Regions from separate parts of the Mus musculus genome. Here region 1 is linked to region 2. A link is a loop called in an ENCODE intact Hi-C map of the cell type or tissue named here. Cell type or tissue: gastrocnemius. All regions are shown on one strand. Each heading gives the region's core, and the rest is flanking DNA. Links, peaks and the distances in the headings are about the cores only.

Evidence for each region. Hi-C counts contacts between places; a loop is a spot of excess contacts. Peaks named below come from ENCODE experiments on the same cell type or tissue, not always from the same donor. Only the 100,000 strongest peaks of a DNase experiment are listed, where the experiment ranks them.
Region 1: a loop joins it to region 2, with 4 times the contacts of the local background. A loop is called at or near these places in 18 of 42 quality-filtered maps.

Annotation. Positions count from the first base shown.
Region 1 is chr5:118,700,519-118,716,254 of GRCm38, reverse strand. The region is part of intron 4 of Med13l (mediator complex subunit 13-like); the gene reads right to left. Among named protein-coding and RNA genes, the nearest start is that of Gm42015, 130 kb to the left of the region's middle. In gastrocnemius, for the core only: a CTCF peak has its summit at 7,830 (motif pointing right); DNase peaks (open chromatin) are centred at 6,115, 6,713, 7,837, 10,021 and 1 more place; H3K27ac peaks cover 823 bases.
Region 2 is chr5:118,586,458-118,602,193 of GRCm38, reverse strand. It overlaps Med13l (mediator complex subunit 13-like), which reads right to left. Exons shown (of 31, transcript NM_172424.4): 2 at 8,624-8,861. Among named protein-coding and RNA genes, the nearest start is that of Med13l, 34 kb to the right of the region's middle. In gastrocnemius, for the core only: a CTCF peak has its summit at 7,174; DNase peaks (open chromatin) are centred at 7,153, 7,488, 10,623 and 10,957; H3K4me3 peaks cover 823 bases; H3K27ac peaks cover 2,390 bases.

The DNA of each region.
Region 1 (15,736 bases), core at 3,178-11,177, 110 kb before region 2:
TGCTGCAAAGCCTAGCCACTCGCCCACAAGCTGTGAGGTGAGTGAAGGGGATAATTCACAATCTCTTTTCTATCTTTGGATACCTGCCATTTGCCACACAGAAAGCTACTGAGGTAAGATCAGGCAGGTCCTGCCTCTCGCTGCTGTAGTGTCCTTCAGGTGCTCAACAAACCACAAGCACCCCTAGCCATGGCACTGCTACAATGGTGGGAAAGGCCACACTGGCAAAGTGACAAAGGTGTCTTGTGTCATCTCACCAGGTAACCAAGTCACAGTTCCCTGGTGTGATGTTACCCACTTACCCCTTGTCTCCAAAGATGCACACAGGCATCAGGCTCGGTGCCCATTGCAGGTACACTAGTACCATCCAGGCCATTTCCTACTAAGACCCTCCCTCCTCTTACAGAAAGGACAGGCTGAAAACTATCTGAGTTCTTAGGCATTCTACGCAAGGGCACAGCTGCAACCAGGCTTGGAAATCAATGTTGCTCCCATTAGCTAGCTCAAATCCATGGCTGTTCACTTAGACCCCTGCCATCTGGTGTACTGTGTATGTAATGAGATTTGTGAATCGACAGTGAAAACATGGGACTGTACCAATACAACTAGTGCACATGATGTTACATGCATGCTCTAGGTTGGGCGCTGTCGTCTGTTTATCTTATGTTTGCCCGTGTGAGTCTATACACGCCATGTATGTACATCAGTCTGTGGAGGCCAGAAGAGGCCACTGGGCACCTGGAGCTGGAGCTACAGCTTTGTAAGCCTCCGTGTGGGTGCGTGGACCCAAACAAGGGCAGCAAAATTAACTGTGGGGCCACCTCTGGCCCTCACAGGGTTTGTATCCTAACAAACCCCAAGACAAGAGAAAGAGGAAGAAAAATGGAAGCAGGAAGGTAGCTGATGACAGAAGGATAGTGGTGTAGGAGCTTCTAAGTCTGTGGGATCAACTGAGCTGCTGGCTTCAGTTCTCTTACTTTACAAACCTTTCCTAACTGTCTGTCTCTGTCTGTCTGTCTGTCTGTCTCTCACACACACACATATGACTGTGTGTACTCCTATTGTCTAATGGCACTCTGCCCTGTGCCTTCAGCCAGTGACTCCCTCTAAAACCCTGCCTCCCAACACATATACCATGGTGTTACACGAGAGTGAGTGTAAAGTCACAGCAGCTGCTGCTGCTGCTGCTGCTGCTGCTGGGATCACAACTCAGGTCTTCACGGCTGCACAGCAAGCACTCTGGACCACTAAGTTTCTCTTAGGCCCTGAGTTTCATTTTTCAAGTCACAGTCAAGAAAAACAATGACGCACACAAACCAGTCCTCCTGAAGTTTGTTCTTTGTATTTTCCACCTAAGTAAGGTGTTTAATGTCTGAAAAGTATAAGCAAGAAATGCTGAAATAATTACCTGGAGTTTGTTCATAAAATGCCATTTTAAGTACCTTGATGTTACTGATGAGACAATTTATTGAACTGTTTTCATAAAAGTAAATTCTTCCTCTAGGTACAGCCAGACTCAGAGGCTGCCGAGGGCCCATTGCTAAGCTCAGTTCAGAGTACTCCCTCAAAGTATCTTTTTATTGGAAGCTACAAAGAAGCTGTCAAAATGGTTTGGTTTGTTTCAGAGAAATTCAGGTAAGTACAGCACTGTGGTCTGTGGGCAGTGGAGGCCCTCAACCCCTCCTTAGACTGTGGTGGGTCCCTAGATAACAGTGGGTTGGGTTTTTTTTAAAGATTTATTTATTTACTTTATGTATATGAGTACACTGTAGCTGTCTTCAGACACACCAGAAGAGGGCATCAGATCCCATTACAGATGGTTGTGAGCCACCATGTGATTGCTGGGAATTGAACTCAGGACCTCTGGAAGAACAGTCAGTGCTCTTAACCACTGAGCCATCTCTCCAGCCTCCGATACCAGCATTTTAAATAGCATATGTACAGGTGTGTAATAGGAAGGGTGTGGAGTCAGGAAAGCCTCACTAGCTCAGCAGCCCCCCCTGGCTGGACTACTGCCCACTGCTGGGCTGCACACTCACTCCTGGTCTGCACTCTCACTGCTGGGCTGCACACTCACTCCTGGGCTGTACACTCATTCCAGGGATGCACACTCACTCCTGGGCTGCACACTCACTCCTAGGCTGCACACTCACTCCTAGGCTGCACACTCACTCCTAGGCTGCACACTCACTCCTAGGCTGTACACTCATTCCAGGGATGCACACTCACTGCTGGGCTGCACACTCTCTGCTGGGCTGTAGACTCACTGCTGGGCTGCACACTCACTGCTGGGCTGCACACTCACTGCTGGGCTGCACACTCACTGCTGGTCTGCACACTCACTCCTGGTCTGCACACTCACTGCTGGGCTATACACTCAGCACTGGTACAGAGCTGTACCACACCTGGGGCTAGCGCTGCTGCTCTTTTGGTAGAATAACTGGCCTGTCCATTCCTCATCTTTAATGTTTAAATCGAAGTAAAGACCAAATCTGGCCCCCGGTGCTTCTCTGGCCTGGCCAGAGGGCTCTGTCCTGAGCCACTCGCCGCACTGACTCTTGAGTCAGGGTAACCCCTGTCATGAGCAGCGCTCAGATCGGCTTGATGGGAGCAGAGACTGAATGAGTATTTCATTTTCCTTGTGATACTTTCCTCTTCAGGTTTTGCCTGTCTTCTAAACATTTCTACCATTTTTCTAAGATACTAAGAAGCATCTGGAGTTCTGGGTCAAAACACAAGGTCATTCAGTCATAGCGTGGTAAGGACTGTCTGTGTGATGGGGACCTTCCCCACAAGGAGTGACAGACAGGCTGTGAGACTAAGTAAGGTAAGTACTGTCACACTGGGTGAGCCCTAGGAAGGAAGTGAGCTTCAGGATAGATGTGCTGGGTGTGGGACTGGTTAGGAGGGTGGGGTCTTGAGGAGAGGCTGAAACCAAACCCCTTCCTTGTTTGAAGAGCCTGAGGTGAGCCCAGTGCTGTGCTATGTCACGCACCTCTCTTCTGGGACCGCATCCCAGTGCTTCAGCCCAGTTGGCTTTGGAACTTGTAGTCCTCCTGCTGTAGCTTCTATAATAGCTGGGATCACAGGTCTGTGTTAGCAAATGCGCTTCTAGTTTCAGTGTTCAGACCTGGGTTTAATTCACTGTTGAACTATGTAACAATTAACAAATGATGAGAAAAATACCTGGCTAGTCCTTCCCAGGGCCTGGCCGTGGGAACTGTACCCTGTCTTTGCTGCCTGGTGGGGTTTTCCATCCTTATTCTACCACCCCCCGCCCCATTTCACCCCCTATCACTTAGATAAGGGGAAAAAGAACGATAGGGGGAGCGGAGATCTCTGAACCTAATTTCTTTTTTTCTTTGAGCATGACTACTAACAAACTGCAACCAATCCCCTGAATAACCAATAACCACTTCTCAGGGCTCTAGTATTTACATACCCTCTGAAAATTTTCCAAAATTCCAAACGTCACCCAATTGTAAAAACTATCTGCTGCCGGCAAAACCACACCTCTGCTAGAACACGAGGCAAATCATACCCAGCTGCTGCAAAGCCACCCCTCATCCCCATACCTGGAATTAAAATGAAAAATTCTGACAATATTTCTGTGTTTTTTAAAGAAACAAAAAATCCCGAATTCTCACTATATGGGTCTTTCCCTGAGTTCATGTCACTCATCATGGAAAAGGCTGCGGAGAGGCAGAATGTGTGGGTGACACCTGGGGCTGCGGCAGGAGGGAAGAGCTGAAGTCAGACAGCTGGGAAGTAGCTCGCTGAGGGAAGGAGGCTGCCACCAAGCCTGAGGACCTGAGTTGGATCCCAGAACCCACATGGTAGAAGGAGAGAACTAACTTCTGTAAGCTATCCTCTGACCTCCACAGAGCTGTACACACAAATATACACAATAAATAAAATACGTAAACAGGGTGGAAAGGGTTGAGTTTCAGTCCAGCCTCAATTATTTGGTAGGAAACTGTCTTTTAAACACAGCACAACACAATACAGATCGGGCTGCTTCAGTACAGCGAGGTACAAAACAGAGCGTTCTACCTTGAAAGATTGTTTTTCTTTAAAGGTTCCTATTAGAGTAAATGGTTTTGACCACGAAGGCACCTTTGAAGGCTGTTGACTGGCCTGCCTTAGACCAGGGGTGTCTGGAGAAGGCTTTGCAGAACTGCAAAGGAGAAAGCCCCACTCCCCTACAGTATTTTTAAAGGGTCTTTTACATCTTGAGCTGAGTTCTCAGAACACAGCTATTATATGTGCTTTCAGAATGCACTATGAATATTAATAAGCTCCTATTCTCTTCAAAGGTGTAAAGTGTTTTGATAACAGATTCACAATGCAGAATGCATGCAGATAATTTTTACCTAAATGCTTTCTGTGTAATCAAGTTATCACTCTGGAATTTTCTGAGTTGCCATTAACTAAACCTCTTGCCTCAGTCTATGAGCCCTCTCTGATATCTGCTCTCCTTCCTGAGAAATGCTCTTCCCTCTGGCAGCTCAGACTTTACTAACAGTGTCGCTTGCTGGTCAGGCCTCTGCTTCTTCAGAAGGCAGCACCTGGGCACAGTAGTCTACAGAAGCCTTCACAGGGTCTTAGTAATTCTCATCTTTTCCCGTAATGAATTAACATCATTACAAAGCAATAAAAATACTGTTATCTGTATTTATTTTTCTTCAATTTTAAAGTCAGTTATATTTGTGTGTGTGCCTGCAGAAACCTGGTGCACAAAGGAGGAGAGCAAGTAGGAGCCGGCCGTCTATCACCACAAGACCCTGGGCGCAAACTGAGCCACCTCAGAGGCCATGACTGCAAATGTTTTTGTTATGAGAGATGATGCAGTACTTAACTATTAAATTACTATCAGAGTCCATGAAGAATCACTCTACTAAAAAAGTTATCGAGTGCATCCTTCTAATGCAGTGAGGTCTTACTGGATTTTGTTAACACACGCACACGCACACGCACACACATTACATGTGTGTGAATGCATACAAAAATGTGCACATGTGCAAAATTAGGGATTTTTTTCTACCATCCTATCCTTAGTGCTAAGCTGTTCCCTGGCAATGAAAGTGTCCCTGTGGTGCACATTAGTTCTCTGAGTCTGCAGGGCTCCTGGACTGGCACTATAGTACATCTGTGTCAAAGCGAGAGCTGTGTCCTAGTGACTTAAAGGACTCGTGTTCCTCCTGGGACCTCACTTAACAGAAGCTTTATAACTCAGTTGTCTTTGATCCAAAGGCTGTGAGCATTTGTGGTTAACCCTGATGGACAAAGCTATACAAGACTGTTTTTAAAGCAGCAAAATGGCTACAAGGTCTGCTCTCTTCCATGCTGTGTGTTCTGCAACAGATATCAGCACACCAAATCCGAAAAGGCTTCTCAAAGTCCTGTATTCAAATTTCCCCTGAGGTCACAACTCGGCCAGATGGTTGCCACAGTCTCTAGCAGCTCCTTTAACCCCAATGGGAGAACCCGGGTTGAAATGGCAGCTGTCGTGGATCACCTGCAGTCACCAAAGCACGCCTCTAATCCAGTACCCAGAGGGAGAGGAAGGTGGAGCTTTCTGACTTGAGGCCAGTCTGGACTACAGAGGAAGTTCCAGGTCAGTCAGAGCTTCAAAGAGTAAACAAGTAAATGCACAAGCTTAGTCCTTACCCCAAGAAGTACAAAGTGGGGGCTCTCAGAAGATTTTTGGGTTACTCTGAAAAGAAGAAAAATGTAGAAAAGAGACGGTATCACGAAGAACCTAATAAGACTTCCCATCACTGTTCCTCACTCTGCAGGTCTAGCTGCCTGTCTGCACCTCACCCACTGCTAAATTGTGAAGCTGGGGGTCTATTTTATCCTATGTTTTAAACCATAAGATGCTTGCTTATGTTTTCAAGAACACACAACCATTATAACAGGATCTGACACTCATAGGTTAAGTGGTAGGCACAGTAGAGTTCTTGCCAGTTTAAAAGAAATGTAGCCCAGGCCTCCGACATCTGCCTAGCTCTACGCACCCAGCAAGCAGCAGAAGTGACCTGCCAAGAAAGCCAAAGCAGATGGGAGCTGCAATATGCTGCCATCGCTCAGGTGAACGGCAGCAAGCAGGAAGCCACCCCGCAGCCAAGACCACACAAAAGAAACCCTGACAGGAACCCAACACGGAAGCTTCCCCCCCACACACACAGGGACCTCTCCACACTGCCATCCTCCAGGCCCCTTCTGCTCTCATGACCTCGCCCCCTTTCCTCAGGGCATGGATCAGCCACTCTGAGACAAACAGGAAGCATGAACACGGCAGGGAAAGAAGCCAGAGTGCCCCTCCCATTTGATGACTATTCTATTAAATTATTTACTTAGTGGAAACTAATATATACACAAATCAATACAATATCATGAGATTCCTTTCTGTCCCTATTCAAAGTAATGGTCCTAGTTATGTCTTTAAATACACTACTTCCAAAGCAGAGAAAGGAAGTAACCACGCCAGGATGCACTTTCTACCTTCTGAGATCTCTGAGTGAGTAGCTGACACTCAATGTGGTGTGGCAAGTCCTTTAAAGGCATTCCAAGATCCACAAGTGTCTGCCAGACAGCAGGGCCTCCAACTCAACACTGCTGCGGCCTCTCACTTACCAGTACTCAAAGAAGGCCACAGTTTCCCCAGCAAGAGGAAAATAAAACAGGAGCAGACCCTCATTTAATAAGGTGCTACCATCAGCAAGCATTTATCTCCACACTCTTCCAGTGCCAGACGGCCGTGCCAGGCACATGGCTTCCTCTGCCTTCGGTGGACAGCACCATCGGAACGTAGATGTCATGGCTAATTCCTCGAGCAGCGTGAGTGTCAGAGGTCGGAAGGCCAAAGGGGGCTATGCACTACAACATGGTCAACACCCAAATGGTGACTGATGAAAACCTCATGAAGCTTTTCAAAGAGTGGGAAAATTCAACAGACAGACAGGCAGGTAGACAGAGAGAAAGAATGAATGAGAATGTTGGGACTGCCTGAAAGACAGTTATTCAGGACAAAGGAGACATCGGCACTGAAGTAAAGGAACAAGCAGGAAACAGGCAATGCCTTGGGCGCACTGCACCTACAAAGAATCTATGTTCCAGTAAATGGCAGTGCTTATTTACACATACACACTCACACACACTCTCACACTCAGTATCTAGTTGCTACAAAAGGGGGACAGAATCCTTACAATTATGAACATTTAAATTTGAGAGTGCTATCCTGCAAAGTGTTTTGTTTTTTTAAAGTTCTAACCAAAGATTTCCTGCAGCTTAGGCAACCTCTAGTTCATCGCACCAGTATGCAGCCTGAGTGCCTGCGCACGGGCACTGCTCTGGGGCCTACACTGCCAAAAACCCAGGGTCCTGGACCACAGAAGCTGCAGGCCAAGGAGGAAGAAAGAGTCCGTGTAAAGTCATTCAGAAAATCAGCACACATGTGCAGTGGAGGCCGAGGGCGGGTTATGCGGTCAAAGTCAAACAAGATGACATGCTCAAGAGTTCAGAGCGAAGGGAGCAGCAGCAAGAGAGCAAAGAGGGAGGCAGGCGGACTGGGCAGAGGCCAGAATCCAGAGCCACGTTGAATGTGTGGGGAAGAGAATGCTTAAGAGTGTTCATCTTATAAAGCAGCAGGCAGGAGAGGCTACGGAGTGTGCTGAGCAGAGCACACACTCAGCCTGTGAACCGTAAACAAAGGCATGGGGCCGACTTCAACTGAGGACTGCCATCCTCTGCATGGCTCTCTTCTCAACAGCACTGTGCACAGTGACACAAGGGACAGGCAGAGCAGTCCGAGGAAGAGGAAGTACCACTAGGGGGCAGCACTGGCGAGCAGAGCCCAGGTGAGGCACATCTGAAAGAGGCAGTAAGACAGAAATATGAAATTCAGGAATGAGGGCAGGGCAGGACACCAGCAGTAAGTCAGAGCCACATCGGAAGCCAGGTGAGAAACATGAGCCCTGTAGAGCAAGGAGAGCCCCTCCCTTGGGCTCTTCTCAGGAGGGAGAGCATGAGGAAGAACTCAGCTGTGTTCCTTGTGGTCCAACAGCACCCAGCCATGGGCAGAGAGAAGAAAGAAGCTAGTGAGATTCCCTTTCGTTTTCCTTGTCATTGTAGAAGGTGACTTCTCCATCCCTGTGTGCACAACTCCATCTGAAATTTACTAAACTTTAAGGCAAGTCAGACTCATCCATTCAGATATCTGTCTTTAAAGATTTTCTATTAAGTAAAATTTACTAAGATTAATAATTCAAAAACATTGAGAGCAATTAAAGTTTATAATCATAGACAATGTTGAAGTCAACTCACCTGAATAAACATCATTATTCTACTTAGCAATGGCACGGACCAACTCTGCTAACAGTAATGAAGCAGTAAATGAAAGAATCCTCCATCCCCTTTACACTGAGTTCAGACATGCCCTCCTGATTGTCATCTCCCTTCACCGTGCTGAGAACACTAAGTCTGTGGTGCGAGTTGGCTCTTTTCTAAAGACTAGATGTCACAAAGGCTCTCTGGCTTTCTACCAAGCAACTGGCAGTACCCAAATTCCATCACTCCAGTGAGCAAGCCATCAGGAAGGAACTGCTCAGAGCAGGAGAGAAGGCCACTCTATCCCGACTCAGTAACAGCTGAAAGCACAGCAAAGGGGATCAATGGGTGACCTCAACAAGTAGCCACGTGGCATGCCATTTAAAGCTGCACATGATGTGATGCTGCCATAGTCAGAAATGGACAAAGATAACCACTGAGATTTCTACAGCACAATGTCTTAAAAAACCTCAAGCAAGTGATCCCCCACACCTATGTGTGCATGCAAGTCTCGGGGAAAAAAAAAAAAAGACTCCACTCTGAAATGTGGGAGTCATGTTATTGGAAAACTCACACACGGCATGGGTCACAAATGCCCCTGAACCAACTACTTACTTGTTCTGCCACCCAGACTACTCTGTAACAGCGGGCCACACAAGAACCTCAACATAAACAATGTGAGTGGACACACTTCCTCTCCCTGCAAAGGACAAATGAGTACCGTTCCTCAGAGAGCAGCACACGCCTGGCTCAAGAGAAAAAGAGTTTTCTCTGGCTCTGGTATTCTTACAGCATGTATCCTCAGGAGCTCAGCCTTCCATGCAGCTGCCCAGGGGAGAAGGGCTCCATTAACCCAGTTCCTCTTTATCAATGTCCCACAGACTGAGAACTTTAGATCCCTGTTCAGTAACAATTGGCATCGATGCTCAGACTCTTCACAGGTGGAAGTTGCTAGAAAATCCAGTCTGTGAGCATTGCCCCAGATTCCTTGGACCCTGATGCTCGCTCCGCCCCATATCCTATTCCATCAGGACCACACCTAGTCCCCTCTGCACCACCAAGCACACAACAGAGTATAGTCCATAAAACCACAAAAAGCAATCAGAGGGAAAGGGTTAAAGCCATGACATGTATTAATTTATTCTATGCAATGCATTTGTAATTCTCCCACTTTCAGTCAAGATCACAGTACGGTTTAATAGTCTGGTTCAGGGACCAATTAATCCTTTTATGTTTAAATCAATCACCGAGCCTCTCCAAATGATTCAGCTTCTACATGCTGCCTCCCATCTGATGTCTTTGGGGAGAGAGCACAGTTAACACTGTGTGCCACATTAATCACATTTGCTAATAGAAGAAGAAATGCATTACAGAGTAGTCTCACACAAAACCAGAGTATGCACTAAGCCATGTTAGCATACAATGTCTATGTCTTTGTCTCCTTAATTAAAACAAGCTAACTCAACGTGGGCCAACAGCACACCCTTCCCCTGTCTTCTCATGAGGTATACATGTGTGCAAGCATTCATCCTGGCCTTGAGTAAAATACTTATCCAGGAACAAAACTATTGTCCTGGCTTGATGCTCGTGTTTGTAGACCCGTCTCTCCCATCCCACCCTGACAGGATGAGCTGACATGCAGACAGGGAGAGGAGGAGCGCAGAAAGGCAGAGATTTGATTCAAAGTGGCATGTGTTTGGCACTCTGCCATAAGGCTGTGTCCTTTTACTTGAACAACTCTAAAGTCTATTTAGTGGGGTTAATTCCACATGATATTCATGGGTAGTCTGAAGAGCCTTACCACTGCATGCAAAACAGATGCACACATTTCAGACTATTTTGCCTAGATAAACTTGCCAAGTCCTGCACTGAGCTCAGAACCACAATGCTCTTGTGAACGCCGCGTCTCCCTGTGAGGAGCTACAAAGGAGGCAGCTTTCTGCTTTGCACCTGGATCTCCACCAGAACGAGAGTAGACGACTTCATATTGTGGTGGCTACATCTTGAGTTACCAATGCCTGATTCAGGGTCAGAAATTTCAAAGCTAAAATACTTTGTTTTTAGTGGTCCATGAGTAAGTGGTGCTCTTTTTGTTTTTTAATTTAAGCAAGTAAATTTCTCTGAAGAGTCTATACATGAAAGCCCACAGTGCCCATCAGCTCTGCCCACCAGAGAGAGTGACTGCAAAGCGAATCCAAAGCCGACAAGATGAGCTGTCACAGAGAGGCTACTTCTCTGGACATGTGGAGCATGACAATGGGAGAATCTGGTCAACACTATACTCATGGAAGAGTCCTCATGTCAGGCCCTCCTCACTAATCCGCCCAGATCAAGACTGGATCAAGGAAATAGGTTCCTGTTTCAAAGCTCAATAAAACCAGACACCGCTAACAAGATCAAACAAGTGAACCCAATTTCATGATGGGAACCATGACCTCATCCTAGATATGAAGTCGTCATAACAAACCTCCAGTCACACAGCGTGTGGCTTCCTGGTGACTGACAAAGTGTGTGTGGTTAACATGGGTTTATTCTCTCTTCTTCCTGGTTCTCCCTTTAGAAGACGCTGTCAAATGCTATGTAAGATTTAGACGGACCAAGTGTGGAAGAATCCCTGCACATCATCACTACAAGGCTCCCACGCAAATCTCTAAGGAGTGCAATGCACGACAACGGATAAACCAACAAGCCCCTGTGTGGGTTAACTGAGATATAAGGAGCTCCTGCACGGGGACTCCCTCAGACAGCGAATCCCCAAGAGGGAAACGTACTGCTCTGAGCTCACTGTGAGGCAGTCTTGCAGAGCACAGCACTGCTGGAAGTTGGACTAGACAGTTCAGTAGTAGAAGAGGGATGTGTAGTGTCTGTGCAGCCCTGGGAGCAGTCCCTGACAACTCACCCACAGTGGGTCAGTGAGATGGCTGGGATAAAGACAACACAGCTGCCAAGCCTACCTACGCTGGGACCTATGTGTGGGAGACAACTCTTGCAAGCTGTCCTCTGACCTCCACACATAAGCTGTGCCATGTAAGCAGGTTCACACACAATGAATGAATGAATGAATGAATGAATGAATGAATGAATGATTTTAAACTGCTCAGAGGTCCGTTTGTATACAGGTTTATCTTTTCATAATAGGATATGCTATAACATACATGTCATTGCTTGTGAGAGCAAATACTCTCATTCAGTTTGGTATGAAGGCATCAGATTCACAAAAACAAAGCAAAATGGCAGAGTAGGCATTACGGAGACACTGCCTCACACTGCTGTATCCACAGCCCTTCAGGAAGCCCGGGCAAGGGAAGCACACACACTGGCTTATCTTCGCTCAGAGAAAAGAAATAACAATTGATTATTGCTTTATGTTTTTTTCTCTTTTTAAATATTTTTTATTAGGTATTTTCCTCATTTACATTTCCAATGCTATCCCAAAAGTCCAAACTAAGTATGGAGAAACCAGGGTCTGGAGAGATGGCTCGGAGGATCAGAGCTCATCTTGCTGAGCACCCAGGCTTGAATCTCAGCACCCACACTGTGGTCCACAGCCCGCTGTTAACACCAGTCCTGGAGGATATGGTGCCCCCTTCTGGCCTCTGCAGGCACTGCATGCAGGTGGCACAGAGATGCAGGCAAAACACCCACATATAATTAATAAAAAAAATCAAAATATGCAAAACTAAATAAAACAATCACAAAGGCCTTGGGAATCATTGCAACACCTAGTGAAACACCAGTCCATCAAGCCATTGAACACTTAACGTTACACAAAGCTACTGCTGGGAAGCCATTGCCAAGCAGGTATGATAGCTGCACAAACTGACACTGAGGAAGACTGGCCACCTCGGCACAGTCTGGATGGACATTCAATGCCTTTGTCCTTCATTCAAGTACTGTCCGGGTTAATGAGACTAATTTAACATCACCCAACAACCTCCATCGAGCCTTCAACATGCAGACCCTTTAGCAATGTATATGTGCAGCAGTACAAGACATTACCATGGACTAAATACACTGCTCTGACTCAGAAGGGACACGCCCCACTACAGGATTCTAACACCCAGAGTGTCGTTTACTCCCCTATGCATCGGGTATCTGAAAGCTTTTAAATGAAAGAGGAGGGAAAGCCTCCTCCTATCCAGTGAGGAGGGAGGGAAAGCCTGTTTCTATCCAGTACCCGCATAGGCCATCCCCAAAAGGAACTCTTTAAGGGGGACATGCATTACAAAGTCAACCTGTCAAGGCAGCTCCTTTACAGACTGTATGTCAACGCTGGGAGAGCAGGGACTGCCATGTGCTTCTGCGCTCAGGCTCTCCTGACCCAATGTGCCTGTCATTTAAACAGTACTAGCAACTTGACACCCTTCATAGGCAACAAAACTGTGTCAGTGATTAAAACCCCAAATTAAAGAAAACAGATCAGCATAATGAAATAAAAATACTGCCCCCCCCCCCAATTCTGCAGGGTCTTCAAACAGGCCCAGGGTGTCTCAGGAGTAGTTCCACCACCCCTTCTACTAGGCTGCATCAGCAAACCTTCCCTATGGAAGGTTAGCTCCCCATGGAATTCCTGCCTCCACTCTTCCACCACCTAAGCTAAGCAACACCCTTGAGGCAGCAGGAAACTCTGAGAGAATTTAAGGATGGTAAGGGTGACTGGAGCAGCAGACTGGCCCAGGAAGTACAACTCATGCCAGCACGGACAGCTCTTCGAGTGACAAGGTATTAATAAATAAATCAGAAAGCAGATTTCAAAATATCCAGAAAGCCTTTTCTTTAAGTAAAGGCCCACATCTGAGATCTCTCACAGCAGTTAGCTGGAAGGCGAGGAAGTGCCTAAGTTGCACACAGCTGCCGCCACCACGAGTGATATGTTCTTAAAATCTGTGTGTTTACACTATTTTAGGACCTAGGATAGAGGGCAGACACACTAGCATTCCTGTGTTGTTCCCAAGGTAACGATCCTAGTATCGGCCCCTCGTGATTACTGACTACAAAGGAAGCATGCATGCCACAGTGACAGCTGTACATCAGCAGAACAGAAATGACCAGGTTGTCCTTTGCTGGGACACCAAGAGCAAGTCTCGGTTTTCCACCCAGGATTGGCACTTTGTACCAAGGCAGCTGATTGGAGGGCTGTGTCATTAACGTGCTTTCCCGCACAGCACAGAGAGCAGCCGGTCAGCAGAGGACACCACTGAAAGCACCCACTTCTGGACAGTAGCAATAGCCTCTTTTGGAATGGCTCAGTGTGAAGTCACTGTTGTTAGTGTCTAAGTGGAGACCATCACAAATGGGTGGATTTCCCACAACCAAATGGCTTGAAATTTAAATGATTACAAGATTTTTAAAAAATTGTCTAAATTTTTTCTTAGCCAAAGAAAAAGCATCAATCTTGAATCTATCACATAATTTCTATATTATTTAGTCCAATCCTCTAGCCTGCCTTTTGCAATGAAAGCAATTAAAACTTTGTGTGTTCTACACTGTGTGAGCATCAGGGCAGCTGTGTGTCCTACACTCTGAGAGCATCAGGGCAGATGTGCACTGTGTACGCCCTAAGGCAGTCAAACTACAAACCACACTTAGTTGCTCCAAGGCAAATTTTCTGTTTTACCAGGTGACTTCTAGGTTCTTGGAAACAGGAGTTAAACAAAATTCCATCTTCAAGGACTTTATAGTCCGTGGCACATATAAAACATGGCTAGAGATAAGCACACAAGATAGAGATGTGTCAGAGACAAACTGAGACTTCTAATAAGTACGAGGATCGAGCTTTATGGAGGAGCCAGAATAAAACTGGGCCTGAGGGATTTTTGGAATTCTAATTCTGAGGCAACAAGCAAAGATAGGATGGAGCGCGTGCCTGGAGGCAGCAGCAGCCAGGGTGACAGTCACAGCACAACAGAGGTGCTCCCTCTGTTGACACCCTGCTGTGTGCCTTTAACAGCTGTGCCTGATTCACGGTACCTTAAAGGGGCATTTAATGTAGCAAAGCAAGGGGCGGGGGAGAGGAACTCAAGGACAGAGAGAGAAAAAGAAAGCCTGCTTACTCTCACACGGTAGGTGTGTGAGGAGCCAACCTCAGCTCTGTTAGACAGAGCACAACTTCTCAGAGCAGAGCACTGAGCCGCACTGCCTCAGAGGTCTAGTGAAATGGACACATCTCATTCCTGAGGCTGGATGGTTCTCCTACACTGTCTCCAGCAAGCATTTCCTCTCTTCCAAGCTGAGTCAAACTTTGTATTCTAGGTTCACATAAGCTTGGCAAGGCAAACACTTGCCCAGGTCACAGAGCAAGAGAAGAACAAGACTCAGTTCCCAGCTCCAGCAGCAAGGCGGGCCGTACCTCACAGCAGCCCTGCCATCCCAGCAGAACAATGCTGGAATGTGTCATGCAGCCTACCACCATCCACCACAGGAAGCTCCCGTCCTGCCCTTCTATACCAGCCCAACACAAACAGAGTGCTACAACGCACTGCATTTGGGGGAGCTAAAGCAAATAATTCAAGAAAGGATTGCTACTGAGAGTCACTCAAGTATGTTGTACATGGCCTTACGTGCAAACTCAGTGTAGCTGCCTTCTATCTTTCTGTTACCTGCTACTGTGTGCCTGGAGTTCCACACTTTGGGATCCAAACCCTTGCTTCACTGTGTGCAAGAAAACAAGGCGTATCCAAAACAGAACCCAGGTAGCACTCTGTGACGGTCCTTCTTCCCCTGCCTCTCCATTTGTGGACCCTGTGAGACACCTCTGTGTCACCTGAAATCCAGCAGCCTGGAAGGAGGAAGTGACTGGGAAGAGTCTCCAGGGCGCTAGGCAGCTGCTTGGCTCAGTGCTTTAGGGGCTGTGGTGGTTGTATTGGTCTGGGTTCTCTAAGGGAACAGAACTGGTAGAATAAAATAGAGAGAGCACAACTTTTTTTCAGAATGGCTTACAGACTGTGGCCTAACAATGGATGTCTACCAACAGAACGACCAAGAACCCAAGAGTTGTTCCCTTGAGGAGACTGGATGTCTCAGCTGTCTCAGCCCCATGATGGGCGTCCAGGAGGACTCCTGGGGCTGCTGCTCTTCCATCTCTATGGGACTCCCGAAGAAGCAGGTTCTAACACCAGGGAGGGAATGCCTCAGCAAGAGGGACCAACTCACCAGCAAGGGTGAGGGCAAGCAGGCAGGGAGCAAAAGCCTCCTTCTTCCAAGTCCTTTTATGTGGGCTGCCACCAGACGGTGCCTCTTCACCTCAAATGATCCGAGCAAGAAAATCCCACACAGGCATGCCCAGTGGCCAGGGTTTTAATTGATTCCGGATGCTGTCTAGTTGATGCTTAAGACTGGCCATCGCAGTGGTCCAGAGCAGCAGGTGGAAACGCAGTGCTCAGGTGCATCCACAGCATGGAAGGCA
Region 2 (15,736 bases), core at 4,067-12,066:
TTCTTCCAGTTCAATTACCCTGTACTCAGACTTCCACATGGAAACCACATGACAAAGCCAACTTCTTCTAGATCCCCGCCTCTCAGGCTGAGGTACTGAGCACTCACCAAGCCAGTGCAAGGCCCTAGGTTTAAGCAACAGAGGGGAGAAACGGATTCTGATGTATCTGAAGAAGCCATCAACAACTGGTAACAGCTAAACTGCAAACGAACCAGCAAGGTGAATGAACCATCACGCAAGGGTGCTTGCTCGCGGTCAAGCTGGACAGCCTGAGTTCCAACCCACATCCCAGAGAGAGAGAGAGAGAGAAAACAGAGTCCCACAATGTGTCTTCTGATCTCTACAGATGAACTGTGGTGTGCACGCATGAACATGTGCACAGAAATATACACTCTCTGAAAGAATGAATAAAACTTAAACCATCTTAGAATTTGACAGAAAGTGTGTGTTCTACTCTTTAAAGAAAGAGTCTCAACCAAGACAGTGCTGGGTGAAGTTAAGGGACTAATTCACACAGCCCCACTAACCACAACAAAAGCCACCACCACGTGTTCTGTATGTACTAAATCTATCAAAACCAGAGGTACAGGCAAAGCAGCAGAACCTCGACTATTTCCTATAAGCCATTCAAAGTAAGACGGAAAAAAAGTCAAGGTAAAACTACTTTCTACTCAAGATTGATCAAATACCTGGCACCTAAGACACTAACTGTAAATATCTCATCACTGTCTGGTGTCAGGGCCATTATCTATTCCTAGTTTACAGCTACTGTAAAATTAGGTACAGCAAGTACAAATAAAAATGATCCTACCAATAAACTATGTGAAAAAGCAGCATTCGTTATGGCACACAGCATGAATGTGGAGCCATAATCCCTGCTGATCAAACAGCCTTATTAGTTCTACAAGCACCATGCCTGTAAGGAGTTCGACCAGCTCCTGATCAGGACAAGCTGTGGCTTCCCAGACACACACTGTTTAAAACAGCGGGTCCACACAAAATGTTCAGGACCTCATCTCACACAGCCAAAGCTGTGAGACCACCTTTCTCAACACTGAACCTCCATGTGATTCCTTATAGTGGCAGAGCTGTGGTACACATCTGCAATCTTAGCACTTGAAAGGTGGAAACTGAGTGAGTTCAAGGCTTTCCAGGAGAAAGCAGGGAAGAGAACAGCCACCTTAGACAGTCACCTGCGGTACTCATTAGCATCTGTAACATGTGACAGACAAGGATATTCAATGCAGTAGAGTCGGCTTCTGACACATAGGCACCATCAAACACCTTTGCCCTTCTCACACAGACATGCTGCTGTCCAAGGATGCCACTGCAGGCCTGCTTTTCATTATAAACATCTACCAGGCTACTTTCTAAAACAAGCTAAAAATACAGTACCTGAAACTCAGCACAGAATATCTGAATTTGTCTGCTTTAGGCTAAATATATCTCCATGTGAATAGCATACTTCCTTATGAATAGCAAACACCAAAATAGCTCGCATTTAAACAAGTTCAAGATCAACTGTGAAAAAGAAAGTCATCTTAGTGTTAAGACGGCCCCTTTCCGAGGTTCACGCCTCAATTCTCAGACAGGCACTTGTAGATTAGTCCCTCCAGGACACTGCTATGTCAGGAAGCCTGCCAGGCAAACAAAAGCCTTTCATATTTAACTCAGAAAGGCATCTTGCCTCCTCCCCAAGCCCAGAAAATTGAGAAGTAAAAGTAACTTCCAAAAATGAGATATTCTGCATGTACAAGAAAGAGGCTACTGGCCGGCAGCTGGGGCTCTAATCTTTGCCTTTTCTACAGCACGCACACAAGAATACTTGTCTTAATCCCTTGTATTCCTTTTTCAGTCAAGTCAGTTGTGCTGTGTGATCAACTCTAGACTGGAAGGTGCTCTGTCACCACAGGCCCTAGCAGCCTTCCCACTCAGTCCCACTACCTTAACAGCTCAGACAGCTGCATCGTCATGTGGGCAGCACAGAAGGCCTTTAGCTCAGCCCTAGATGGGCCTCAAGGGTAATGTGCGTTGGTTGAACTCACTGCCAGGGTCAAAACAAGACCCAATCACACAGACGATGCATTCGCCAACACTGAGTTTGTAAGAGGGTATGTGGCCCAGAACTTGTGGGAAAGTCTAAAGCAAATCACTGAACACTGACAGCTGTAGTGGATCCAAGGCAATCTCTTCAGGTAGCATTGGGGCATCAGCTCAGTCAGAAAAGAGTCTACAGTGAGTGCCAGAGATTGCACTACGGGAGCTTGTCGATGTGTCCTGCGTATCTGTGTGTCCCTTATGGTTCCCATACTTGAGACCAGTTGTAGAAACCTTAGCTGCTAATTCTACTCATAGCCAAGTAGATTAAGTCCTCATTTCCAACTAGAGAGGCATAAAACAAAATCAAGTGGAAACTGTGCTATAAGCATTTCTCTATTACTAACCTCAGCATAGTGATCCACAAACCATGTTAGTCTCCCTACTTTCAGCACAGAGACCAGAGAACAACTCAAGGCAGCCTAAGCACTACCTGCTACCTCACGCAAGCCTCGTGCTTTCCAGCATGACAAGGAATGGATGGGTAAATAGAAACGGAGAGGCCTTCTCCAACGACCACAGCCAGAGCCTAGCACTGCAGCAAGCCACTTTAGACTGTCAGACCATAACAGTTATCAAGCATTTGTATCAAGTTTTTATTGACCCAAAAGCATTTCATTTACCTTCCATCCTGTTGTCACCGTGGAATCTGCTAGGTTCTGGGATCGGTCTAGACTAAGTGGGTGTTGCGAGGCTAACCTCTAATGCTATCAGAGAAGTGACAAAGGCGGAGACTCCTCCTGCACTTTGGTTTGCAGCTGGGTCAGGCAATGCAAAGACAGACCATGACAAAACTGAGGGGATCCTGCGTGCAGACCTAGCTCACCCACAAAAATCTAGCTCCTTCTAGAAACCCCAGTTTATGTCAGGGATACATGCCCTTTCTTATAGAGAAAAGCAGTGAGAACACAATGTCATTTGGCAGCAAAAAAAAAAAAAAAAAGTGTTAATAAAGCCAACACCAGTTCTCTACATATACCTATGTCTCTAAAACCTTTCAAAGCCAATATTCAACTATGCAATTACTTCTTGAATTAGGCCTTTAGCTCTAGCAACATTTATGAAGTCTCCTGATTTTCTAGCCATACACTTAAATTGGCCTCCCTGAATAAGGGCTACAATTTTATCCTTTTAATGAATAACAACCCCAACTAAATCTTAAAAAGTTTGCTATGCAAAGACAAGCTTTTGAAAGAAAAAGAAACCAGAGGGCAGGAGAGATAACCGAGCACGGCACTACTCAAAACTGACATGCAATCAATGGCCACACCACACACAGCATGCTCCTCGCCAAATTAATCCCATTCATGCATGAAATATAGTTTACCTACTGTCAATTGACATCTCTGCTCCAAAGATAACTAACACTTGGTGAAAAGAGATTTCGCAGGCTATAGAGGAGGCTCAGCAGAGACTAGTGCTCGCTGCTCTTACAGAGGCCCCCAGAGCAGCTCCACACCTACAGCTCCAGCTCTAAGAGACCCAATGGCGCTGAGCTCCTCAGGTGCCCACACTCACGTGCACAAATTCACACACAGACAAACACACGCACACAACATAATTAAAATAATAGAAATAATTTTTAAAAGATATTTACTTGGGCTCACTGTATACAGAGTTTTCATGTTGGGAAAAACAAAAAACATTAGACCATGATATCTCTGCTTCCCAATAACAACCCCCAGATCAAAACTTTATTTGACTTTTGTCTAAAGCAATAATCTTTATAATTTTGCCAATTGCTTAATTTTCATATCAGTGGAACACAAGCCCTCCCTTCACATTCTACCTCACTACAATCTTGGTATAAATGTCTCATTTTTCTTTTAAAAAAACCTAATTACATGGTTCAGTAAGTTGCCTGCGGTAACACACTGATGTTATTTACAGTAGAAAGTTAAGACTTCAGCTTGCTCTCACAATTTCAAGCATGTGTAGGTTAATAATTCTAGTTCACTGATTCTCTTTCTATTCTTCATATGAAAGAATCTGAGTAGATATCTTTCCATAATTTTACAATAAGACTTTGTTACTCATTCAAGTGTTAATAAATGTCACATCTCTTCAGTATGTGTAACTCATTAAGTCAAATATTTAAGTAAGCATGCATGTTCACACAGTCATCATACAATACTACTTTATAGCTTTGGCAAACTAATTCAAAACAAAATATAGGAAAATAGAAATGTGATACCAATGTTTTAGGCCGGCTGTAGTGACACCCATCTTTAATCCCTGTGAGGCTCCAGCCATCCTGGTCTACCCTCTCATATATTCTTAGCAGTGGTCTGTACATGCGCCTCTCATATACCCCTTAGACTATAAATCCCTCTAAGTGAACTCACAAATAGAAGCACCTATACAGCCACACACACTCACGAGGTTCCCTGCTTTGACACGCGGCAGCAGTCTCAGTTCTATTTAAGAGTATACATACAACAAGCTAAAACAACTGTCTTCCTCCTGCAACAATTTGGGTTTGCTATGAAACGTAGAGAAGGGACCAGCAAGATGGCTCAACAGGTAAAAGCCCTTGCCACACAAGCCTGCAGACCTGCATCCAAGACCCAGACAGAATCTGTGGAGGGAGGAGAGAACTTCCAGCAGTTGTCCTCCAATCTCTACTGCTTGACCACAGTAGCACACACACACCCACATGTACACACATGCACACATGTCCACAATAGCACATATATCCCCACAACATGTACACACATGCATACATGTTCACAGTAGCACACACACACCCACATGTACACACATGCACACATGTCCTCAGTAGCACATGCACACAGAGAGAGGGAATGTATGGGAAGTGCAGATACATTTCCATGAGCGTGTTCCCTTTGCTGCTGTGCATTTGTATTATTCCCCAGTCCCCACCCAAACATTAAAACTAGAAAATAATTATTTCAGCTTGAAAGTGGGCATTAATATTTGGCACTACCTGCTACCCAGAACAGAATCAATTGCTTAGAAAAATGCCAAAATGTAATTCTCATCTGCGAGCTCACGGTGGTCAGTGCAGTAGCAATGGCCGACAGCTACATTGCAGTTCCAGAGTGACTGCTGTGCGTGCCAGCTCAGGTCCTTATTAACTTTGGCCTCGTAATCCAATTCATAGTGAGGAAACTCAGACAGTGACAGGTTAAACAGACTGAGCAGAGGCTCCCAGCTGGTCATTAACTATGGAGATATCACTATGCCAGATCCAAAGCCACGCCTCTGGAGCTCACAATGCCCACCACCTTCTCTGGCCTCACTGTGACCTTCCCTCACAGGGCTCCAGATACTTCAAGCATTCCAAGTACACGGCTATGGATCCAACACTGTGTCCTGAAGGAGTGAGCACTGTCATTCCATGGAGGCTGCTTTACTAACGTGCACACATACCATGTACCGAGGCAGCAGCTTGGTGTTTACTGTGGTCTGCCAGCCATATGCTACTAAGTCACATCATGACAAGGTGCAAAACAGAACCAAGAAGCATGAACAGTAAGTACTTCAGTACCCCTGGTAATGCCGTAACAGTGTTGCCTGCCCGAGCCTAACACTCATGCCTGCTGGCGGGACTCTGCTAACATTTATATTGCCCGAAATAAAGTAACTCTTAAATAGGCTGACCGGGAAAGGGCGTGTTACACTCTCAATTCTACTGCAACCAATAGGAACTCGGTTCCTCCTCCACCCCAAGGCTTTCCCTACTACTCTACACCTCACTATGCCACTCACTTTTCTAATTAGATGTCAAATATCTCCTAATGCTTGAGTCACAGACTTTACTTTCAGCCACTTTTACATGCAGAAGTGGACAACCTGTGTGACAGGCTCTAACTTTCCCAACGCTCAGCACACAGAGAAGAGGAGACACTCAGGAGGCCACGGCTGCTCAGCAAGAGGAGGCACTTACAGTTCTCAAAGGAAAAGAGCATAAAGAAGACACCATTCCCCGGGGCAAACACAACTGTCAGCTGACACCTTTGGCTCAGGCCCATGCTCAAAGAGCAGTGTCCTCCACCTCTTTCAGTGGTCATCCTGCTGGCCAGTATAATTAAAATGTAGTGTGTCTGCTGAAAGTGGCCCACACCTTTAACCCCTGCACTCGGGAGGCAGAGGCAGGCGGATTCCTATGAGTATGAAGCCAGCTTGATCTACAGAGCAAGTTCCAGGTCAGCCAGACCTACAAAGTGAGACTTTGATTGTAAAATAAATAAATAAATAGCATTTCTATAACTTAAAACAAAACAAAAAAAAATTTTTTTAAATAAGTCAATCTTTGCTTAACTCTTGCCAGTATATTCTCACATTAATGACCTACGTGTGTGACATGAAGCAGCTCGGGAAGAGCAGTCCATGCTTACACGAGTTTTAATAGTGCTGCAACAAGCTGGTCTCACACAACAGCACTCACTTTGCTATCAAGCCAGGCCATGTGTTTTCTAACTTGTTACGAAATGAACTGAAGACATCAGGAAGGAGAAACAGAACCAAAAGTAACAAGGAAGAGCTGGGAGGTGGCTCAGCAGGTAAAGGTGCTTGTCACTAAGTTACCTGAGCCTAATGGCTCAGCAGGTAAAGGTGCTTGTTACTAAGTTTCCTGGGCCTAATGGCTCAGCAGGTAAAGGTGCTTGTTACTGAGTTTCGTGGGCCTAAGCCTTAGGATGTCTCCACAGGTATGCCATGGTGCACATGACCTCCCATCAATCAGTGATAGTTTAAAATATTTTTTTAAGATGAGAAACTAAAGGAGAAAAATGTTTAAAAATCCACACATGAAAAAACTAAAAGAATGCAACAGTTTTACATTCAAACAAACACAAATATAACCTACCAGCTAGAAGCTCTCTTAGAGACTCTGAAAACCCAAACCGTAGGTGGTGTGAAGCTCTAGCTGCATCTACATCACCTACTAATTACACGAGGTTTGGACATGGACATAAATTCTGAGTCTGCGGATGAGCGCACTAGAAAGCAACCTCCCCTAGATAGAGTGAACATACACTAGAGCATCAGGGAAGAGGTTTGCAGCCCAGAGGTAGCTCAATTAGTCCACTGTGCTATACTGCCCCCTAGCTGCTGTGGCAAGATACACCACCAACAGGAGAAAAAAAACAAAACAAAACCAAACAAACAGGGCTGCCAACAAGTTTCAAGAATTTGGCAGGAAATCCTTTAGGCAAATTTAGAACCTTTAAAGCAGACCCACAAGAATACACCGGAGTTTGCTTTATGTCTTCCCGTAATAAATAATAAGAACATAAACTAACGACACATCTCAGCAATGCCTGCAACATTTCAACCACAAACTAACTAGAGCGGATTAAGTTCTAAAGCCAGGCGAGAAGGGCCAGCACTCCCCAGAGAAGGGCCAGCACTCCCCACGGAGACATGGGCTAGCCAAGCAAGGCGCACAGCCTGTCACACAGCTCCACACAGCTCAGACTCAGGGAGTCCTCGGGCAGCACAGCAGCGTGGGAAGGCCTGCCTCCAAACCACAGAACAGCCTGGAACAGCTCCTGACTTAGAGAATTCTGTAGGACATGAATGAGAAACTTGGCGAGAGGAATGGAAACTACTAATAATATTTTCTGCTACTGTAAATGTATGGTAAACATAAAAAATAGTTTAGACTAACAAATATTTTTGCATTAATTCAAAGTTTCCAGGTGTCAGATGCAAACTGAAGTCAAAATTTAGTTAATTAAAAGTTAGTATTTCTGGAATCAGTAAGAGAAATAAACTGAGATACTTTAAAGAAACTTATCTTTCCCGAAAACAGTATCCAAGGTTAATTTAAGATTTGTCCAGTAAAAGATGCATTAGATTTCTGCATTTTCAATTTGCCAACAAAGAGTTGAGCTGTTCACATAGCTGTCTTACTAGTTACTCACAACTCACTATTAATTTAAAAACAGGGGTGCCAGGCGGTGGTGGCGTACACCTTTAATCCCAGCACTCGGGAGGCAGAGACAGGCGGATTTCTGAGTTCAAGGCCAGCCTGGTCTACAAAGTGAGTTACAGGACAGCCAGGGATATATAGAGAAACCCTGTCTCGAAAAAGCCAAAACACAAAACAAAAACAAAAACAAAACAAAAAAGCAGGGTCAGAGCCTTGTCTCCTCCCAGACACTGCCCACTGGGTACACAGTACTCTAACAGTAATGATTTCAGAGGCCAGAAGGACAGGGTGGTGAACCCCTGTACCCCAGTTGGCAAGAGGCTGAGCCAGAAGGAGTGCTTCAAGTTTAAGGCTATATGTTGACTCTGTCTGTAAATGATAAAAGAATGGACTTAAGGTGATCTTACAAGGTTCTAATTTTCAGCATGACTAAGGAAGAACAAGAGAGTTTAAGGAAAGAGAAATGTGGGGGGCGGAGGTGGGGGAGTGAGGCTATTCTTCTGACAAACACACTGTCCACTGCCTGCTTGGGATCTGTTTTAAGCAACTCCTAAATATAAATTCCAAAATTTACAATTGTTCAAAAAACATATGCAAATATTTTTTAAAGAAAAACAAAATCCTTACCCTGCAGTTCATGATGTATTACTCCCACTAGGTTGGGTTCATCTCCCCACCAGAATATCCAGAGCTCTTTGCAATCTGGCTTGACATCACGACGCCATACACACAGCAGGTTGGCTTGCAGACAGCGGATGAAACTTAACAGGATTGGATCATCTTGGGCTGGGGCTGAAATTATGGGTCCACAGTCCCCGTGCCCTCCAAAATTGTACCTACGCCATTTGATTCCTGTGAGTTCAGCCTGGAAAACGACAAAAAATTTGCAATAGTTTTGATTTTTCCTTTTACTTACAGACCACTAAAAGCAAATTCCTATAGGAAGGGAAAGCTGATAAAATAGGCATTTGTATTAAACTTCACACCACAAGGTCTCTTCAAAGGAAGAGCACACATCAGAAGGCTGTCGGGACAAACATCATATTAAATACCAAAATGAAACAAGCTCGCAATCATTATGTGCTGCTGAAAAACTTTTATTCTCCTGACCATTTATTAGGTACCCATATTTTTAAATATTATCTTCAATTATTACTTGCTGTTCAGTTCACAAATTACACTTATTTTAAAACCAAATAAGGGCAAAGAGATTGATCAGTCAGCAGCTAAGAGCACCAGCGCTCTTGGAGGGGACCACAGTTGGATTCCCAGCATCACACAGTGGCTCACAACCCCTCTTAACTCTGACCCCAGAAGCCAGTGCCTTCTTCTTCATGTCTATGGGCACAGGACAGACCTGGTTAACACACATACATGCAAGTAAAACTCTTGTACATACTAAAAAAACTTTTAAATACTTTTATAAATAAATAAAACAAGTAAGATTTTAAAATAACTGTTGAGGCACAGTGGCCCACACCTTAAACCCCAGCACTCAGGAGGCAGGAACAGTGGATCTTCTGTGGGTTTGAGGCCAGCCTAGTCTATAAACCAAGTTTCAGGACATCTAGGGCTATGTAGAGGGACCATCTCAACAACAAAAGTCCAAGTTGATTGTTCCTAACACAAAAACGTGAAATTCACACTGCTTCTAAATCCACACTTGGAAGCACTTGAGCTCACTTCACATTAGGGATAGCAAGCCAGAGAAACATATGTCAACAGCCCTGAATCTGAAAATCCACCATCTGAAACATCTGGACCCCTTGTAGAAGACATTCTGAGGAATTCCCACTCCCTCACCCTGTGCCCCAACCTCAGCAGCCAGTTCAGGAGGTGGGAGTTTTCACCAGGGCAGCACAGCATGCTAAAAGGCTCCTCAGGAAGTAGCTGCTAACACAGCAGCCGGCAGCAGCCAAGGCACATTACACAGAGCCCTGCCTCCTTAGCACGGAACTTTAAACAAGCAAGCAGAGGCCGTGTGTTCTGTGCGCAGTTCACACACTTCTACTTTCGAATTTCCTGAAGCTTAGGTTGGATGAACTGGACAGAACATCACAAAGAGAGCGGGGCTCCTTACTTAGTAGCTACAAACTGGGACCATGTACTGGACCAGAGCAAAGCTGACTCACCACAGTCCTGTATCGAACAGCCCACGTGCCCCCATCCCTTCATTTCCTCTCCCACAAAGCCAGTCATTCTTATGGACAAATTCTTTAAAACAGAAGCACCACAGGGCAGAAAAGTAACCATCTGCAACCCAACCGGGACTAACTCCAAGTGCTTAAACAGCTGACACACAGCATACGTATGTGCGTGTATTTAAGACAGAGTCTCACTATGTAGCCCTAGCTGGCCTTGAACTTACTGTGTAAGCCAAGCTGGGCTCCAATTAAGCAAGCTGCACTTGCCTCCTAAGTACTGGGACTAAAGGTGCAGGATACCATGCCTGGCATATTTTCCTTAAGCAACAAGGTATCCCCAGTATTTACATAGCATCTACATTGCATCAGGCAAATGTAATCTTAAAGACCATCCTAGGTGCATGCAAATCCTGCGTTTCTATGCTGCCTGGGGATCTGAGGCGAGGCAAGGCAAACAATCCTGACAGGAGGACAGCTGGCCAGCTCTCTGAGCTCTCCCTGGCTGAGGAAGTGATTCCTTGGCGCTCCCCTCTTCTCACTGCCATGCCTACACTCTTGTCTAGTTTTCTGTTCAAGCCCCCATGTTTCTTCTAATAAAAGTAATATCTCTGTGCTTTAATCAGAAAGCCTAGCATTATTTTCTAAGTGTCAAAGGAGATAAAGTAAAAACAGAGTAGTTCGATTTGGAGAAGATACAGAGAACACTCATCACTTAAGCAAGAACACTGTCCTACGCCCAAGAACCCTGGGCGGGGGAGGGGAGGGGAGCACGGGCGCCAAAGACACAGGACAAATCACTATGACAGGGACCATGCTGTAAGTGTAGAAAACAAGGGCACAGTAGAGACCTGCACCCTGGCTGAGTCTGTCCCCAGGAAAGCAATGCACGGAGACACACGGAGACTCACTGGAGCACGTTCACCTGTAGTGCCCACCCTCGCAGCTGGGCAGGAAAATATCTGGATGACTCCAAACTGCTCTCTAGCCCCAGCTTCTGCGCTAACTTCCTGTGCCTGCTCTCAGTGGCAGAGGGAAGCCACTGTCACCTGCTGTGCTCTTCACAAAGCTGTCCATGCAACAGTGTGCTGTAAACTCCACACAGCACTGCCTGCCACAGGCTAACTAGTCAACCAAAGGAACTGGGAAACTTCCAATTATTTCAAAACATTCGGTTCCCTTACTTTAAAGCTAAAATTAAGTATTATAAAAGTCTACCTCGGTAAGCCTTGACACCTAACAGATGACTATGATAAAGCCAACATGGGGGGGGTGGGGGAAGTGAGGTGGGGGTTTCAATCTTGGCTCAGTGTCTAGTAAGGGCAAAGCTGAAGACCCAGCACCCTGTCCCAGCACAGCTGCTATCTCCTATGAGTGTGGAGCAACGGTCTTTGCTCACCTCCTCTCAGCCCCAGAGCAATGGAACAGGCCTTGCAAGAAACCTCAGAAATGAAACCAAGCAAGCCTGGGTCTAAAGTCAACACGGGCTCCTGATTACTGAGACACTAAAACTCTCCAACCCCTCTTTATTTTTTTAGTCTTTCATTTATTTACTGTATAGAAGTGCTCAGGGTGGGAGTCAGCTCTCTCTACTATGTGGGTACAAGGGATTGACCTAGGTTCTCACCTCATCAGAAAGCCCTTTCACCTGCTGAGCCATCTCACTGGCCCTGTTTCCCCCATTTCTGACAAATGCCTAACTCTAACACTCGAGCTTTTCTTTTCAAAGTCTTGAACCAGCCCTGAACCTAGTGGCACAAGTGCAGCCCTAGAGATGCAGGTCGCCTAAAGGCCCAGACCTGCCGAGCAGAGACCTGGGAATAGTGCAGGGGCAGAAAGCTCTCTGAGCATGGGTGGCTGGCCACAGGTTCAATCCCTTACTCTCCAAGTCTTTGTTTTTGTTTTTTTGTTTTTGGAACAAACCTTTAAGCATTTTGATATTCAAATTATCCTAGAGCTATATTTATGTTAAAAGAATAAACAAATGCATAATTTCAGGTTAGTTCTAAAATATAAAACCAAAAAGGTAGAGTTTACTCTTCAAGGAGCAAAGGTGGTCCTCCCATGTGAGCAGCTCCAGCACTTGGCACTGAGAGCCTGACTCCACTGGGCCCTTGAATTCTTCCCCCTGCCTCAGACCTTCCAGCCACGTAGCTCAAGAAGTTCAGATTCCTCACAGTTAAATAAGTCATCCCGAATCATAAACCTGACAAGCGACAGGTCCCAAACATAGCTACATTGAAGCCACAAATGAATCTGAAACATAAATTCTTTCCACTCTGCCATGCTCCTTCATGGGGCTAATGTTAAAAATTAGCCCTGGAGGATTAGAGAATCAGACAACGAAAGCACCATGGGCTCAACTTAGCAATGATGCGAGTGTACGGCCATGCTCTCTAATCTAAGAATGTTCATGGCTCTTTCTGTGGTCTTCCTGGGGCAATAAAAACAATTCATAAGAGTGGTTGCACCATCTCAATAATCCAGAGACTCCGATCCTTACTGCCTCAGGCACGTACACACGATCACTGGAGGACAGTATACTTCTTGGAGGATATGTATTTTTTTGAAAAGAAACTACCTACCCTAACAGAAAGAGGGGATGGGGGGAAGGGCTGTTTAACAGGGGAAGTGAAGGTTTTCTGAAAGAGGAGCTGAGCAGATGGAACAGCTGACAAGAAGAGAAGGCCACTGCAGTCAGCTGGCAAGGATGCTGAATAGATTCAAACAGACCCAAGAGCAACGCCTTCCCAACCAACACCCTACGTGTGATGTGGAGCCTCTGTATTGATGTAGTCTTAGTCCTTAGGTGCACAGCGTTCAAAGAGCTCTTGCTTTTCACACTAGATATTTCACAGCCAACATCATATATCTGCAACATAGCCCCAGAGTTAAAACTCGATTCACTGGTGCGACAGCACAATGAACCTACAGATGTGTTGTTGGTAAGAACAAACTGAGGTCTGCCACCACAGCTGGACAGTGCAGGAGATAAGAAGCATCGGTGTGGAGCTGCTCTCGACAGCTCCATGAGGCCTCCATGAGGTCAGGAGGCCCACTCCAGCCGGGGGCCTCAGCTTTAGGAGCTATAAAGTGCTACGGCTGACCTACATGCCAGAAATGAGCTCACCTCCTGCCCCAAACTAATTACATCTCACTGGCAAAGGCAACTGGTAAATTACACAAACCCTTATCAGACAGCTCAGAACCATCAGTGACAACATTTCCAGAAGATACTCAGACTTAAGAAACCTACTACTGGGCTGAAGTGGAGGAAAGAACTCTGTGGTCCAGCATTCGCTTAGCATGCGCAAGGCCATGGGAGGCGGACGACATGCATCTCTTACTGCCAACATAAGTGCCCTAGAAAATCTCAAGTGTGCCTTTGCCCTCTCCCTACTGTGACAGAATTACTACTCTAGCAGATTAGGAAAATACAGTAAACACATTAAATCACCTCACAGATCAAAGTTAGGAAAGAAAAACAAATGTTGCATGTAATGGAAAGCTTTTGTTACAATGTAACTAATCGGCTCCAGGTAAGAACGGCAGGGTAAACACACACACACACACACACACACACACACACACACACACTTACTTTTGCTTCTGCTCTTAAACCACACTAAGCATCAGTGAAGAAACTTGTTTCTTTGGGCTATTCTCTCCCTGAACTATAGACACAACAGCAGTCAAGACAAAAAAGAGCATCTGCTTTTCAAAACCCGTGCTGCTGGTACTCAGAAGGAAAGATGTGGCCCTGAGTAACCAACCCCAGAGACAGAAAAGGTGGGATGCAAGCCACTGGCAAAAGTGCTCTTCAGCCTTAGGAGCTGTGGACACCAGCACCTCCTCTTTGAGGGGTTGAGAAGAGGAGAGAGACATGGTAAGAAAATAGGTTGAAGCCTGTTGACCAGGCCTGAGAGATTGAGACATCCTCCCACTGTATCCCAGCAAAGAACAGAAGAAACTTCTCCAAAGACAGAGGCCATGGAGGAGGCAGAGGCTATGCTACGGAGGGGGCAAGAGCAATGGAGGAGGCAGAGGCTATGCTACGGAGGGGGCAAGAGCAATGGAGGAGGCAGAGGCTATGCTATGGAGGGTAAACCTCTATGTACACAAGGATAAGGTGATAGCCAGGGGCCACCTTCCCAGTCAACCCTGAAGTACCAGACAGCTGATAGCCAGTCTAGAAAAAAAAAATCCCAAAGCAGTCTGGAATCTTACATGCTACAGAGAATGGCCCCAAAATACTAACTCAAGTTCTCCAAACAAAAACAGCCTGCTCCCATGTGTGCAGGCACTGTAACAGACAACACTCATACACTGGAAACTACTGGCAGCTTTGCCATCAACGCCTCTATGACCAAGGGCTTCTGATGAGCTGAGGAAAACCAGGTCCAGACACAAAAACTAATACAAAGTTTAGAGGAAAAACCTAAGTGAGAAGAAAACATCTGGAGCATCCATCACTGATTCTCTCAGAAACTGCAGAGCTGGCTGAGTGGTTATGAGTGCTGGCTGCTCTTGCACAGGACCAGGGTTCAGTTCCCAGCACCAGCAGAGTAGAGTGCTCACATCCATCCCTACCTCCAGTTCCAGGGGATCTTGATACCCTCCCTCTTCTAAATTCTGCAGGCACCTGACAAGCACATATTGCATATACAGGCAAATGACTCTTACATATAAATAAATATAGGAAACCTTACAGAACATGTAACCATTTAAAACTGAAAGGGAACAGAAGGCTCAAAGAAAGTAGAATTAAAAGAAAACTCAGTGAAATACATGGAAGATGAAGTTCAGGGACTCAAACACACACAAGGCTGACAAAGTAAAAACTGGGCAGGTAGGGAAGGTGGGAATTAAATGGGAAGATGAACCAAGAAACTTAAAGCTAAGCACAGACTCCTAGAGCCGGGCTGCAGCCCCCTGGTTGCAGCACAGACCTGAAGCTGCAGCTCGCTGCAGAGCACTTGCCCAGTGTGCCTTAGGTAACACTATGGAATAAAAACTCTAAGAAAAAGAAAACAATGAAGAATTACCTAATGTAATAATTCATGGAAACTTCTCTCTAAAAAACCCTGTGAAACACTACATGGACAGACCTCTCTGGATACCTAAAAGAACTAATGAGATGGGCCCCACAAAAGGCCCCACTCCACTGTGGCACACTACAAGACAAGACCCTCCAGCCTCCATGAAAGAAGACATCACATGAGCAAGAGGGCAAAGTGCGGTGACTCCCAGAGTCTCATGTCAGATCTGGAGAGCCTCAGGCAAAGCAGACGGCAGCACAGAACTCCCGAATGCAGAGCAGGAGGAGCAAGCCCAACCACTCAACTCCTCGTGTGTGAGGAGCCTCCTTTCTCCAGGTCTGCATGCAGAGTGTGAGCCACGAGGGAGAGAGGCTAGGAGCCTGTGGGAAGCCAAGGAAGGCCCACACCCAATGACAACTACAGGCCAAGCTTGTACCAAGTGACTGTGGCGGGTCAGACGGACCCAGTAAAGACCCCTCAGGAAGCTGTTGCTGGTCATATGTCCACTCTGACTGAGGACCCCGAGGTTTCAGACAACAGGGCCAAGATGAGGGACACTC